Regions from separate parts of the Mus musculus genome. Here region 2 is linked to region 1. Evidence: chromatin loops called from intact Hi-C (ENCODE). Cell type or tissue: left cerebral cortex. All regions are shown on one strand. Links, peaks and the distances in the headings refer to the core of each region. The heading gives the core; the rest is flanking DNA.

Evidence for each region. Peaks named below come from ENCODE experiments on the same cell type or tissue, not always from the same donor. Only the 100,000 strongest peaks of a DNase experiment are listed, where the experiment ranks them.
Region 2: a loop joins it to region 1, with 4 times the contacts of the local background. A loop is called at or near these places in 3 of 42 quality-filtered maps.

Annotation. Positions count from the first base shown.
Region 1 is chr7:58,739,553-58,750,052 of GRCm38, reverse strand. It overlaps Atp10a (ATPase, class V, type 10A), which reads right to left. Exons shown (of 21, transcript NM_009728.2): 2 at 9,657-9,861. Among named protein-coding and RNA genes, the nearest start is that of Gm39019, 14 kb to the right of the region's middle. In left cerebral cortex, for the core only: a CTCF peak has its summit at 5,917 (motif pointing right); a DNase peak (open chromatin) is centred at 5,914.
Region 2 is chr7:57,511,703-57,514,202 of GRCm38, reverse strand. It overlaps a transcript of Gabra5 not described here. Among named protein-coding and RNA genes, the nearest start is that of Gabra5, 2.9 kb to the right of the region's middle. In left cerebral cortex, for the core only: a CTCF peak has its summit at 1,059 (motif pointing left); a DNase peak (open chromatin) is centred at 1,032.

The sequences.
Region 1 (10,500 bases), core at 4,771-7,270:
TCACTTTCTCTTGGCAAGACACAAGCTGCCTTTCTCCTCCATTCCGCTGGACATTTTCTGTTAAGACTTAACGGGTGAGTTTCTATGTTGCTTAGTCTATGTTGAAAGAGTTGGCAGCACTTAGGTTCCAGAGGACCAAAATGTACAATAGTCTTGAAGTCATTAGCACAAGAAAAGACTTCCTGAACAGAATTCCATTCGCATATGTACTCAGATCAACAGTTAATGTGTTAGTGAAACTAAAAAGCTACGTACACCAAAGGACACCACCATTCAAAGGTACAGGCTACACATTTTTTACCAACTCCACCTTCTACAGAGGATCAATATCCAAAATATATAAAGAACTCAAAAAAAAAAAAACCTGAACATCAAGAAAACAACCAAATTTAAAAATAGTGTATAGATCTAAACAGAAATCTCAAAAGGAGAAATTCAAATGACTGAGAAACCCTTAAAGAAATGGTTAACATCGTTGGTCATCAGGGAAGTGTAAATCAAAACACTTTTGAGATTTCATCTCACATCAGACAGAATGGCCAAGATCAATATAAGAAATAGCAAGTCATGCAGGCAGCAATGTAGAGTAAGGAGAGTATTCATCCAAACTTGTACAGCAACTAGGGAACTCAGGCTGGAGGTTCCTCTGGAAGCTGGGAAAGGGTTTACCTCAAGATCCAGCCATACTACTCTTGAGTATATACTCAAAGGAACTTTCATTCTGTTGCAAAAAACACTTGCTCAACCATGGTTTCCTTTTGGTTTTTGTTTTTTTTTTTTTTTTAACTTTTTGTTTTGTTTTGTTTTTTTGTGGCTCTCCTCATAATAGCTAGAAACTAGAAGAAAACTAGATGTCCATCAATAGATGAAAGGATAAAGAAAATGAGATACATTTACACAAGGGACTATTACACTCACTGTTTAAAAATGAAATCATGAAATTCATGGGTAAATACATGTTACTAGAAAAATCATCCTGAGTGAGCTAACCTAGACCCAGAAAGACAAATATAGTATGCATCCTCCTATATGTGGATGCTAGTTGTTAAGTCATTGATAAATTACAAACCATATAATCACTGAGGCTAGGTACAGAGTAAGGAGGTAGAGAGGAAGGCTGTATCTTCCTAGGAATAAGAATAGATAGTTAAGGATGGACTTGTAGATGGGGGAGTGAAATGGGAAGATCAAATGGGGGAAGGAGGAAAGAGAGAGCAAGAGAGGAAATACAGAGAGGGATGCTAAAACTAAGGGCCATGTGAGGGCTCATAGAGAATCCTAATATAGTAGAAGCTTCCTACTGTATATAAATATATAATGGAGATTTAAATGATATCACCAAATAATAGGCGGGAGAGAGTCCAACTGAACATGTCTCATTACCAAAGAAAGTTCCCAGTCTGGACTTGGCTACATCTAATTGAGTTGCTGGTTAATAGAGTCCCATGGGAATCTATGAGTAAGATCAGTGCCTTGCTCAGCCATCAGAGACGCTTTCTCCTTTAGCAAATGGGAATGAATACAGAAACCCAGAGCCAGAAAATATGCAGAGAATAAGAGACCTTGAAATCCTCCACAATAAATGGGATGCCTCCAACAAATCCCTCAACAACAAATCTCAAGGCTCATGGAACTTGGTGGAAGAGGAGGTGGAAAGTGTGTGAGCCAAAGTGAATGGAGAACAAGGAAATATGGCCTTCCAAGCACAGCACAAGAGATGCGCATAAAAACTCAGAGACTGCGGCAGCGTGCACAGGGCCTGCATGGGTCCGCACCAGGTGGGCTCCCAGAGCTGAAAAGAGAAATGTACACATTACTGACCCAAAATCTATCTCCAACTATTTGAAAAAAATTAGTTTTTCTCAAAGGGAGTCTCACTGAAGAAACAAAACACTCTTAAGGGCAGGCCCCATGCTCAGAAGTAGACAGCCAACAAAAATGAGTTCAGTGGCATTTGGGGAGGGTCTTTGTCTCATAATGTTGAGTCAGAGCATCTTTTTAAAAAATAAAATAAAATAACCAACAACAACAACAACAAAAAAACCTTTATAGGTCCTTTGCATATATAGTTTTGGCTTCCCACTTTATGTCTCCATGGGATTGCGTGTATGCAAACCTGTGCCTCTGCATCCTCTTGTGCTTTTTCTTTGGGTCTTTTTTCCCCCGTTTTGTGCTATCCCTACTGGTTTGCTTTGTTTTAGCTTATTGTATTTTGTTATTGTTCTTTATATGCTTGTTTGTTTTCTACCAAGGATCTGCGAGGGTCTGAGTCTGGGTGGGAGGAAAGATAGGGAGGAACTGGGAGACGTAGGCGGAAGTAAAGCCATAATCTGGATATATTGTATGAAATGTATTGTATTTTCAGTATAAGTAAAAAATTAAAATGTCAGTGCACACCTGGGAAAGGGTGCAGCACCCAGTGGGTGAAGGGAGTATAGCTGGCACTGCTAAAGGGTGAAGGTATCTTGCCACTTTATCAGAAAATGTCACAGTGTAGACTGTACGTATCCCCTAGATGTTACAGTGATGCCATTGGAACCTGATAGAATCTATAAGACATTGGGCCAGTTGGGAGAAGTCACTGGGGAACAATGGGACCACTGACCCCTTCCTCTCCCTCTTCTCTTTCTGGCCATGTGTGAGTGAGTTTGTTCAGTCTGTGCTCCTACTGCATCTACTCAACCAATAGCTCATGAACTGACTCCTCCTAAATGATAAATCAAATAAGCCTATTTGGTTATCTTAATCATGTGTTTCAGTGAAAGACAAGGAGCCCAGGCTAGCCTCAAATTCACTATGGGGCTGAGGATGAGCGAGAACTCCAGATTCTCTTTCCCACCCCCTCCACCAAAAGGGGGGGGGGGGCTTTGATTTCTGATGCTTTAACAGTCTTAGACTCTGACCCTGAAAAATCCCGTTCCAGCCTTTCTAAGGGAAATGACAACAGTCCACAGTACATAGGATCTCCTGAGCCAAGGAAAAAACACAGGCTTCAGAGTCTACTCTGGAGAATTTCCTGCTTGGTGGTCAAGGCTCCTCGTACTTGATAAAGGCCGGATGAGCAAACCAACCAACCATTTGATGTTTTGTCCAAAACAAACGTAGATGTGTAAGCCTTTGAAGTTGACCTAAGTTAGCCTTTCTCTCCACACAATGAAAAGCTTACTTTCAGCCCATGACAGGTGCCACTGATGAAAGTCAGTCACGCCAGGTAAACAAGAACTATTTGTTCTTTTAACTCGAAGACAAAGTTTAAATTCGACATTTTCACTTAGTTGAATCTTTGGAGTGGAAGTGGGAAGCATATTGAATTACTGGTTGTTGATCTCAGGGCTTCATACACCCTAAGTGTCCACTAGTGAAGGAGAGAGACAGAGACAGAGACGGAGACGGAGATGGAGAGACAGACAGAGATAGAGAGACAGAGACAGAGACAAAGACAAAGACACAGAGAGAATATCTTTAAAGGGCTCTGGGCCAATTCCAGACCTATGAACCTTTCCTCTGATATTTCCATGTAACTGACTTTGGAGCTTAGGGGAGGCCACTTCTCATCAGTCAGTGACACCCACATTTCTTGGCCTTTAGTAGGTGAGGAACAGTGGGGAGTAAGGCATTCTGACACATACACTTTAGTATGAGTGACTAAAAATTGCTTTACTGAATCTGACGGGCTAGAGAAGTTTAGATTTGTCCCAGTCTCAGATTAGTTAAGATTCTCAAGGGGCCCTTAAGTCACTCTGCAGCACATGAGTCATTCATTAGCATAAATAAAGTGGAAGGCTCTGAATTCATCTCACTATTGAATCCCAGATTGATCCTGTCAGATAGCACAATTCCATCCACACCTGCGTAGGTGACAGCTTTTCTTGAAGTCAATTTCATGCCTTGTAAGGTCTGCTTTGCATCCCCATCTCACAGCTTCCACCTCCTCTATCTACCTGTGGATGGGTGACACTCCAAGACACGCTCTCACCACAGTGAGAACTGAAACATAGCTTTTCTCTTGGAGGCCACATGCAAACTAAACAAACCATGTGGAGAAATGCAGAGGTACACCTGTAGACCTCAGAAACAATGGCTATAAGTAAAATGCAGTGAGCTGGTCCCAGCTATGTTCTATGGGCATGGAGAAGTTTCTGCCCATAGGACACTTTGCTCACAAAACAACTGAGAGACAGATGACAGCAGAAAGGGCCCCTTCAACAAAGAGCAGAGTGTTCTTAAGTCCACTCTGCAGTGGATGGAGAATCTGAGCACACTGACCTACAGCCTGCATCCGCAGGCGTGTCAACGACAAGACTGCAGGCCCTGTTCCTCAGATCATTATCTGAGAGACCCACTGTTTCTAGAACACGTTATCGGTGCAGAAAAGATTATTTACCATTCTGTAAATTTAAAAGTAATACAAGTCAGGTGTGCTAACACATGCCTGTAATTTCAGCATTTAATGAAGCTAACGCAGGAAGGTCACAAGCCTGAAGTTAACCTGAGCTACATAACCAGATCTCTTCTCTAATACTACAATACAAAAGTACTGCAAATATTTGTGCATACTTCTGTACACACATTCTTGTGTACAGACACACGTAAAAACATATACAATCACACCCACTTATAAACAGAAACTTATTATCAAGTGGGACAGCAGATCCACTTAAGAAAAACCATCAGAACACATAGCTTTAGTAAATCAACTGACAAAGAAACCACTCATAGAGGGCTCTTCTCCAACAGAGGCAGCCTCTGGACTGGCCTGCCCTCCTCTTCCCACCATCATCTGAAATTCCAACCCACCCCCACCCCCACCCCCAAGTTTCATGACTCTACTTCTGTTTTATTTCCACCTTCCACCCCATTCACTTCCTTACATAGATAATACGAATGCCAGAAGAAAATGCTTCTAGTTTTGATTAATGCACCTTTGATGCTTAACAGATGCTCTATAAATATTTGTTGAATTGTGTTAACATCTGCAAAGTTGTATATGACTTGTAATGCTTAGAGAATACCTTATTCTGCAGAGCTGTGCATACAACTATTACTGGTGAGCTAGAACTTCTTCCCTGGGCTTCAGTGGAATTGACACAGCTTCAGGCTAGGCCTGCAGGTCTGTGTGAATGGTTGGAAAACCCAGAGAAATCCTGAATGCTTCTGACCCCTCCCTGATGGTTCAGACAGTACCTGCTTGTTCCAGCTCCACCTGGACCAGCAGTTTTAAATATGGTAGGTAGAGTATCTGCATTTGCCTTATTTATTTCACACTGGTAACACAATGAGATGATCATTATTTCATAGAATTCATTGTTTTAGAGCATGAAAAATTTTAAAAATAGTGTTTACTGGATCTCAACGGCAAAGGCATTATAAGAGACCATAACAAATGTGATGCGCAAATAGGAATGTAATTTTTCACACTGGAATTCCTTTCTGAATTCTTGGATGCTATCATTAAATTCCAAGTTTTAAATGAAACATTTCTCTTTAAGTCAAAAACTCTTAAGTTTCCTTTGACAGAGCTTGATGATGGAGCCATCTGCCCAGTCTGGACCCTCACCCATATATTAGGTCTGAGTGGGGCATGACCATCACCTCCTACCCATTCTATAGCCCCTCGACCATGTTCAGTTTTATTCAGTCATCGTCACTGAACAAACACATTTCCACTTCAGGGTGTGTGTAGGTCTGTGTGACTGCCACAGAGAGCTAGTGTCTTAATATTCCTTCTAACATTCAGATTATGTTCAAGGTCCTCTTTCTAGAAACATCCTTGACTGCTGAAGATGGCTACTTTCTCCAGTATTAGGCCCTAACAGAAGCATCAGCGGGTAGACCTCTTTGTTAGTCTCTCAACAGATGAACACTTCATCTTACATGAATGACAGTGTAAGAGAGATGCTAAATTCTACATTGTCAGTAGAGGGCACTGGTGGGAGGTGGAGGAGTAAATGACTAAATCCAAGTTTCAGGAGTAGGGGAAGTGGAGAAAGACATTGTTTGGGCCACTTCAAGTCACTAGTCACTTTCTCCATGATTTATTTCAGGATAATAAAACTGAAAAACTTCTCTGAGCTAGGCTCAAAGGCTAGGGCTCCGTGGCACAAATGTCTAGAAAGCATCTGCCTGTCTTGATTATGGCTCACTGCAGCTGCCAGGGCTGTCCACCTCAAGAACACATAGTGTAGCCTCCCCAGTGGCCAGTGATCAGAGGGTCCCGTGGTATCCAAGCTTGGCAGCTCTCTATGATCCTCTGTGGTACATTTCCAGTGAGTTCCAAAATTACAGTTCCTCATTAGCCCTCCCCACCACCATAGGCTATGGAAGTGCCCTGAGTAGAGAAGGCTGTGTTTTGTCTTAGACCTGATGCTTGCAACAGCCACTCCTCTACCCATCAGCCTTATCCCAGATTACATTTGCTTCCTGTGTGGCACTGCAGTTTTCGCTTCAACAGCAGAATACCTGGCCAGTGAGACAGGCATCCTGTGCTCCATTACTACCACCACAAGAACACATAAAAGTCCTTGATAGACTTTCTCTGGTGCAATCATGTGTGACTTGTCTCCTGACTGGACTCTGATGACACACTCCTCCCCTGTGGAAATGGCAAGGTCATTGGTTATTAAAGAAATACAGACATAAAAATCCCTTCTAATTTAAGTTTTCCTGCAGTCTACTCCTTCCAATTTACTATCTATCAAATGGGTAAAATATTTCTGTGACTCTTATATAAATCAAGATTGGGTTCATTCTTCATCTTTCTATGGCTTAAAAACAAAAGAAACAAGCAAGCAAAAACAAACACTTAAATACAGAGAACTTGCATTGTAATGCTGCTATGAGACACTTGTCTTGTCAGTTGTTGGACATTTAGAACCAAAGACTTATGGCTTTTTACTTTCAATAAAGGAAATAAATACATAAATTTCAGAATTATAGTATGTCAATATTAATCATGAAAATGAAAAAAATACATCAATATGAAAACCAAAATGTGTATACATCTTGAAGAATTTTGCTGCTGTCCAAGAAACCATTAATAAGAAGTCAGAGTTCCCTAAATTGTTAGTGTGACCTAATTTGACTAGATTATGACTCAGTTCTATTTGCTTCCTCAAGTCTCCCTAGAGGGTGATAGAGAACAACCTTCTGTATTAGTTACTTTTCCTGCTGTGACAGGCACATGACAGACAGCAGCTTGAGGGTTTATCTCTGCCCTTCTACAGATACAGTCTACCATGGCAGTCATGGCCATCATGGCAGCAGATACATGAAGCAGCTTAGTCACACACACACGACATCCAGAGTCAGGAAGTGGAGCATGAGGGATGCTTGTGCTGGGCTTGCTGTCTCCTTTCTAGTCAGTCCAGAATCCCAGGCCAGGGATGGTATTACCCACAGCTAAGCTGGGTCTCTCACTTCAGTGAACCACATAATCCCTCACAGACATCTCAAAGATTTGTTTCCATGGAGATTCCCTAGCCCATCAAATTAAAAAGATTACCCATCATACCAACTTTGAATCTTAAGCATCCCACTTACATCTGACTTGTTTATAGGAAACATGATGAAGCTACAAAGTGTCACAGTTGCTGCTTGAGAAATAAGAGGGGTTTAGAAGAGTTCAGAAGTTGAAGAATAAAAGACATGAAATGATTAAGTTCTTTGGAGTTAGCTAAGGAGTCAGTCCGTGTCCATCCCTACCACCATGCTAAACATGGCCACTATACTCTTGGCTCTACATATCATCATCTTTCCCTCAATTTCAGATACTCACACGTGCTCACTTAGGTCTGCCTCATCCTCTACACACTGCACTACTTCTGTGCTGCTCGTTGTACCGGGCCCCACCTCTTCCTTCCTCCTGGTGAGACACTGAAAACTGGAAGGGGACTTGTGTCCTTTGCAACTGTCATTGCTGCACAGTGTTATCTCCCCACACATCATCTACTTGTCTCCTGAAGAGAAGGCAGGAGTTTCATGTTCTAGGACAGAGAAGCCAGGTAGGCCCAGGCTAATAGGCATAAGCCTGGCTTACTGCTAAGACTTAACACACTGCCCTGCACGTGGTCTCACACAACTACCATCAGAAAGCATAATTATCAGGCAAGGTCAGAAATTGCATGGAAGAGCCCCTAACAAACAGGTTTGGTAGACTTCCTGTCCCTGGATAAAAGTGTTCCACTTAAACAAATGAATGTGTACTTTTGTCTGGTATGTATATGTGTATGTATATGTAGGGGGTGTACATATATGTATATATGTAGTACTCTATATATGTTTATACATATACATTAAGTTTCTCATGGTTATTTTGTTTTCAATGATGTCTTCTTACATAGCCCATCTGCGCTTTGAGCTGTCCCTCTCCTGCCTCAGTTTCCATCAGCCCTGATTATAAACATGCACCATTACAATACAGTAATTTTGAAATTTTATGTCTATGGTTTCACAAAATATATTTGGTAGACAATCAAAGAGGTTTTTTGTTGTTTTTGTTTCTTAGTCTTAAGCGGGAAAATTGTGATGGAAACAGGAAAGAGCAGGACACCAAGGCAAAGACTTGTAATAAAGTGACATCCATGGAGGCAGCTGGCTCAAACACTCCTGCCACAGGTCTCAGCATTAATCTCTCTTTGAGGCCTTCTTCTCAGAGTGTGAAGTGGCATCTCTGCCAGCGATGGTGAATGAAATAAACTGCAAGATATTGCAAGAGTGGGAGGCAGGGCTCCTAGACCCTCAGCAATCCTGATCAAGGAATCACTTCATCCACAATGACTGCTCCACCTTCCTTCAGATCCATAAACTATCAAACAAGGCCAGTTGCTAAAACCAGGCCCCATGGACTATGCTTCTAAACCACATCTCCTAGGCAAGTGGGTAGGATGACGCCATGTGGCAGAAGGAATCTCCAATGACATCTTCTTTGAATGCAGTACTCACTTCCTTCGACTACTTTTCAAAGCGTCCTCAGTACATGCAATGGCCAGACCTGAAGGACTGACTCAGACAGGCAATGTGAGACAGAGTAGGTATGGTCAGGAGGAGGTTTCCTCACTTCCTTTTAGACAGTTCCGGTGTCTGGGGACTTGTGTCTCATGATTTCATTCAGTGTTAGCACTGGATGTCCCTGCATAGGCTTAGAAGGGGCAACCCTTATTAAGAACATGCATGGCAAAACCCCTTTGGGATTTTTTAGCTTGTTTGTGGGTAAAACCTCCCATTCCTATTCCCCACTCAACCCCATTCTTAGCTGTTGTTTAACACATCAGAGGCAGAGCTCAACTTTGGAAGCCCCGAGGCTGAACTGAACAGGTCCTTTGAAGAGATAATGTTCCCAACCTACGTAAGAACAGGTCGTGATTCTGCTATGCTGCCATTTGGTGACCTAGAACAAGGACTCAGTAAACGCTGACTGTTTCAGAATGTCCCCTCAGAATTCTTCAAAGACTAAATATCATTCTGAGAAACTCATTAAGTGTACACTGGAAATCACAGTCGGAAAAAGCCCAATCCACACAGGAACAGGTTAAGCATGGGCTTAGGCATGAAGAAGGGCTATCAGACTCTGAGTTACTAGGAAAATTGGTCCAGCCCAATAACAGAGGCTTTCAGACGAGACAGATGCCTGTGGTGCTCTGAGAATGCAGACCACTTACAAGCTCCGAGAAGCCACGGACCACTTGGCGCCGCTTCAGGTTGGTCTCTCCATCCAGGTTAGCAGTCTCGATGTGGCACAACCCGTCAGGGTCACTGGATGACAGCAGCAAAATGTCCGCAGGTATGATTTCATTGCAGCAAAGACGGACAAAGTCGCCCACTCGGATTTCTTTCCAGTATCGATTCACATACTTCTTTTCTTCCCTAGTGAGAGACTTCGATTAACATGGTTGACAAAATCCAACTATGCTGAATTTGGCCAATGAGTACTTGAGAGTCATTTAAATTTTTTCTACTTTTTTCACTATAAAAAGTTATTTAAAGAAAAAAAAAAAAAAACAAGATGAAAGCTATAACTGTGCATCACTGTTGGAATTGGCCAGAATAGACAGAACTATAGGGACTGATTGTGGAAAGCTACTGTGCTGGAAGGAGGGAGATGAAGAGTGACTGCTTAATGATCGAGGAGGGTGCTTTTGGGTTGACAAAATGTTCAGGAGCTAGAGACAATGATGTGGGAGTTCAACACTGTGGGTACCATATATGCCATGTGCTTCTTCACTTGAAAGTAGTCAAAATGACTATGCCCAGTCCTGTACCCCAAAGAAGAGAAAGCAAAGATTCCTACAGATCACCTGTGTTCATTGTGGTATGACAACAGCCAACATGTAGAATCAACCCATCCTCCCACTGATGAACAGGCAGACAAATACAGTGCACATACAGAGGAATATTACCCAAAGAAAGCTAGAATGCAGGTGAACCTTGAAGATGTTGTGCTAGTGAAGTAATGATTCTCAAAAGGACTATCTCATCCCTCCACTCATAAGGGACTTCAAGCAG
Region 2 (2,500 bases), core at 1-2,500, 1.2 Mb after region 1:
AAAGAAAATGTATAGTTTCATACTTGGGTTTCTCATTCCACACATGTGGACTCTTAGCTTGCAGTGTACTGCATGCCTCAACCAGGCTCTGCTTCATGGGCAATCACTGATGATTGACATGCTATGCCCTTAAGTCGATCTACTTTATAATTTGGAATATGTCCACACAGTGTAGTAATAAATGTATGCACTGTCTCCTGCAGTCTCATCCTCTGTCCTTGTGTGGGGTTAGGAACTCTTAAAGTTCACCCCTTCAACAAATTTTAAATATCCAACACGATGTTGCTAGTTAGTGTTACAGTGCTCTCTCTCTCTCTCTCTCTCTCTCTATATATATATATATATATATATATATATATATATATATATATATATATATATATATATATTCCTACTCACATATACACATATGCACACAGACATATCCATACACACATAACCACATATGTATGGTGACATACTAATACAACATCTATATCCCATGCAAGCTGATCAGTTTCTTTTCCTTTGAGCTATATTTCCATGCCTGCTCCCATTTGGGGTATATATCTAAAAAATTTCCATAATGCTCATTTTGAAAAGGTATCTATGCCTCCATGTCCATTTGAACATTTTTCATAATAGTCACAATATGGGAGTTAACATAAGTGTCTGCTGATCATTGAAAGCATAAAGAAAAATGTATAAATTATTTGAAATATTCTCTAGCATTAACAATGAAGGATGTCCTGATGTTTGTAACAACATGGATGACATGACAGAGACGCTAAGTAAAATGAGCCAGGCATTGAAAGAAAGATTCCACATAGGCTCACTAATATGATGCACCTGTCATGTTTTAGGTAATGATTCTGCATCCACCTACATAAACACAGCTACCACTCAGCCTCTGTTGTACACGTATTATTGTATTATTGGGATACAGGGTCAGTACTTCTTTCAGTAAAATGTACCTCCATCCATTACACAGCTACTCTGAGAGCAACTATTTTAGGTTTTCACATTAGAAATAAAATGCAGAATGAGCCAACACGGGGGTTATGTGGAACTGGGGTGCCCTCTACTGTTTTCCAGACTTAAAGCTACGATGTTAAATTTCATTCAATAAAAGGAGAATTGCTAATGAACAAATAGGAATGTGGCCAATAGATCATTATTAACCAGGACAAACACTGCATCCAAAGTTACCCCAATTTGTTGAAAGAACATTACATAGATTTCTGGAATTGAATGTTTCTGTAAGCCTTGAGTTCTTGGTTATCATTCTTTCAGCTCCATCTATGTTGAATATTTTATAACTGTCTTATAACTGTGTTGAGTATCATGTAAACATTGCTGGGGAGAGTGTGACACCACTTCATCATAGGAAGGGAGAAGGAACTTAGGTAATATGATCACACACAAGGGTTTGGTTGGTGATGGCTTGATTTAGAGATAGTGTTGTAACCTAGGCTGACTTCAAAATCACAGCTCTCCTCCAGCTGCCCAGGTACTGGGCTTCTAGGTGTGTGCCCATACTCAGTTTCATTAGTTTTAAGTAATTGATCTTATTGATCATAATTTTCATTTTTATGTTTAAATGTGTTGTCATGAAAGGATGGCCCAAAACACTGAAATAGCGAATGTAGTCTGTCAAAAGAAAAGCTTGACAGTTAATATTTAGTTCATGGAGAATTAATATTCATTACTATGACTACACTATAAAATCAGGGTCACTCCCTTATACAGGAATTTACCATCACTAGGAAGAAGGAAGTTTCAGACCAAAGGAGGAACCAGAATAGATACTTAGAACTATAGCGAAGTTATACCCATACACATGTATTTACAATGGCCTAAGGGGAAGGTGGACTATACAATAGACTAAAATAGGAACTATGGCAAGTAGCCCTTGACCCTGGCTTCTAAGATTAGTGAATCTTAGGTAGAGCTCTTGTTTATCCCAGTTGTTAACAATAAATTCTATCCCAGGTAGTTCCCGTTAGACCTTTTGTGTTTGCATTCCTGTTTTATGTAAGATTCCGGTTACCTCATTTGTACCTTGCGAATATGTCACCCAACTTCCTTATTGTCTTCTGCATAAAAAGTCTGATGCTCAATTTGAAAAATACATCCAGATTCCACACGAAAAAAAAATATTCATTACTATGATAAATACAGAAGTTATTTCATTAGTACATGGTTTTGTTTTTTCCAAAATAGTCCTAGCCACTTTGTGCTCAGCTTTCCACTCACTAATTGTTTAAATCTTCCTGCTTGCATTATGCTGTTTAGTTAAGAGAATAGCAGATGCCTTGGCATTTGTAAATCTAGAATTAACACACAATAAGTGAAAAGCCTATTAAGCTAGTTATAATTTCAAATTGACTGTTTAAAAATTTGGTGATTTTAATTATTATGTTATATTTGCATCCACCATGATGAAAAAAAGTCAGAATAGACAAGTTGCAAGAAGAAAAGGTCCCTTTGAGGAGGAGTCCTAGGGATTTCCGTGGCATTG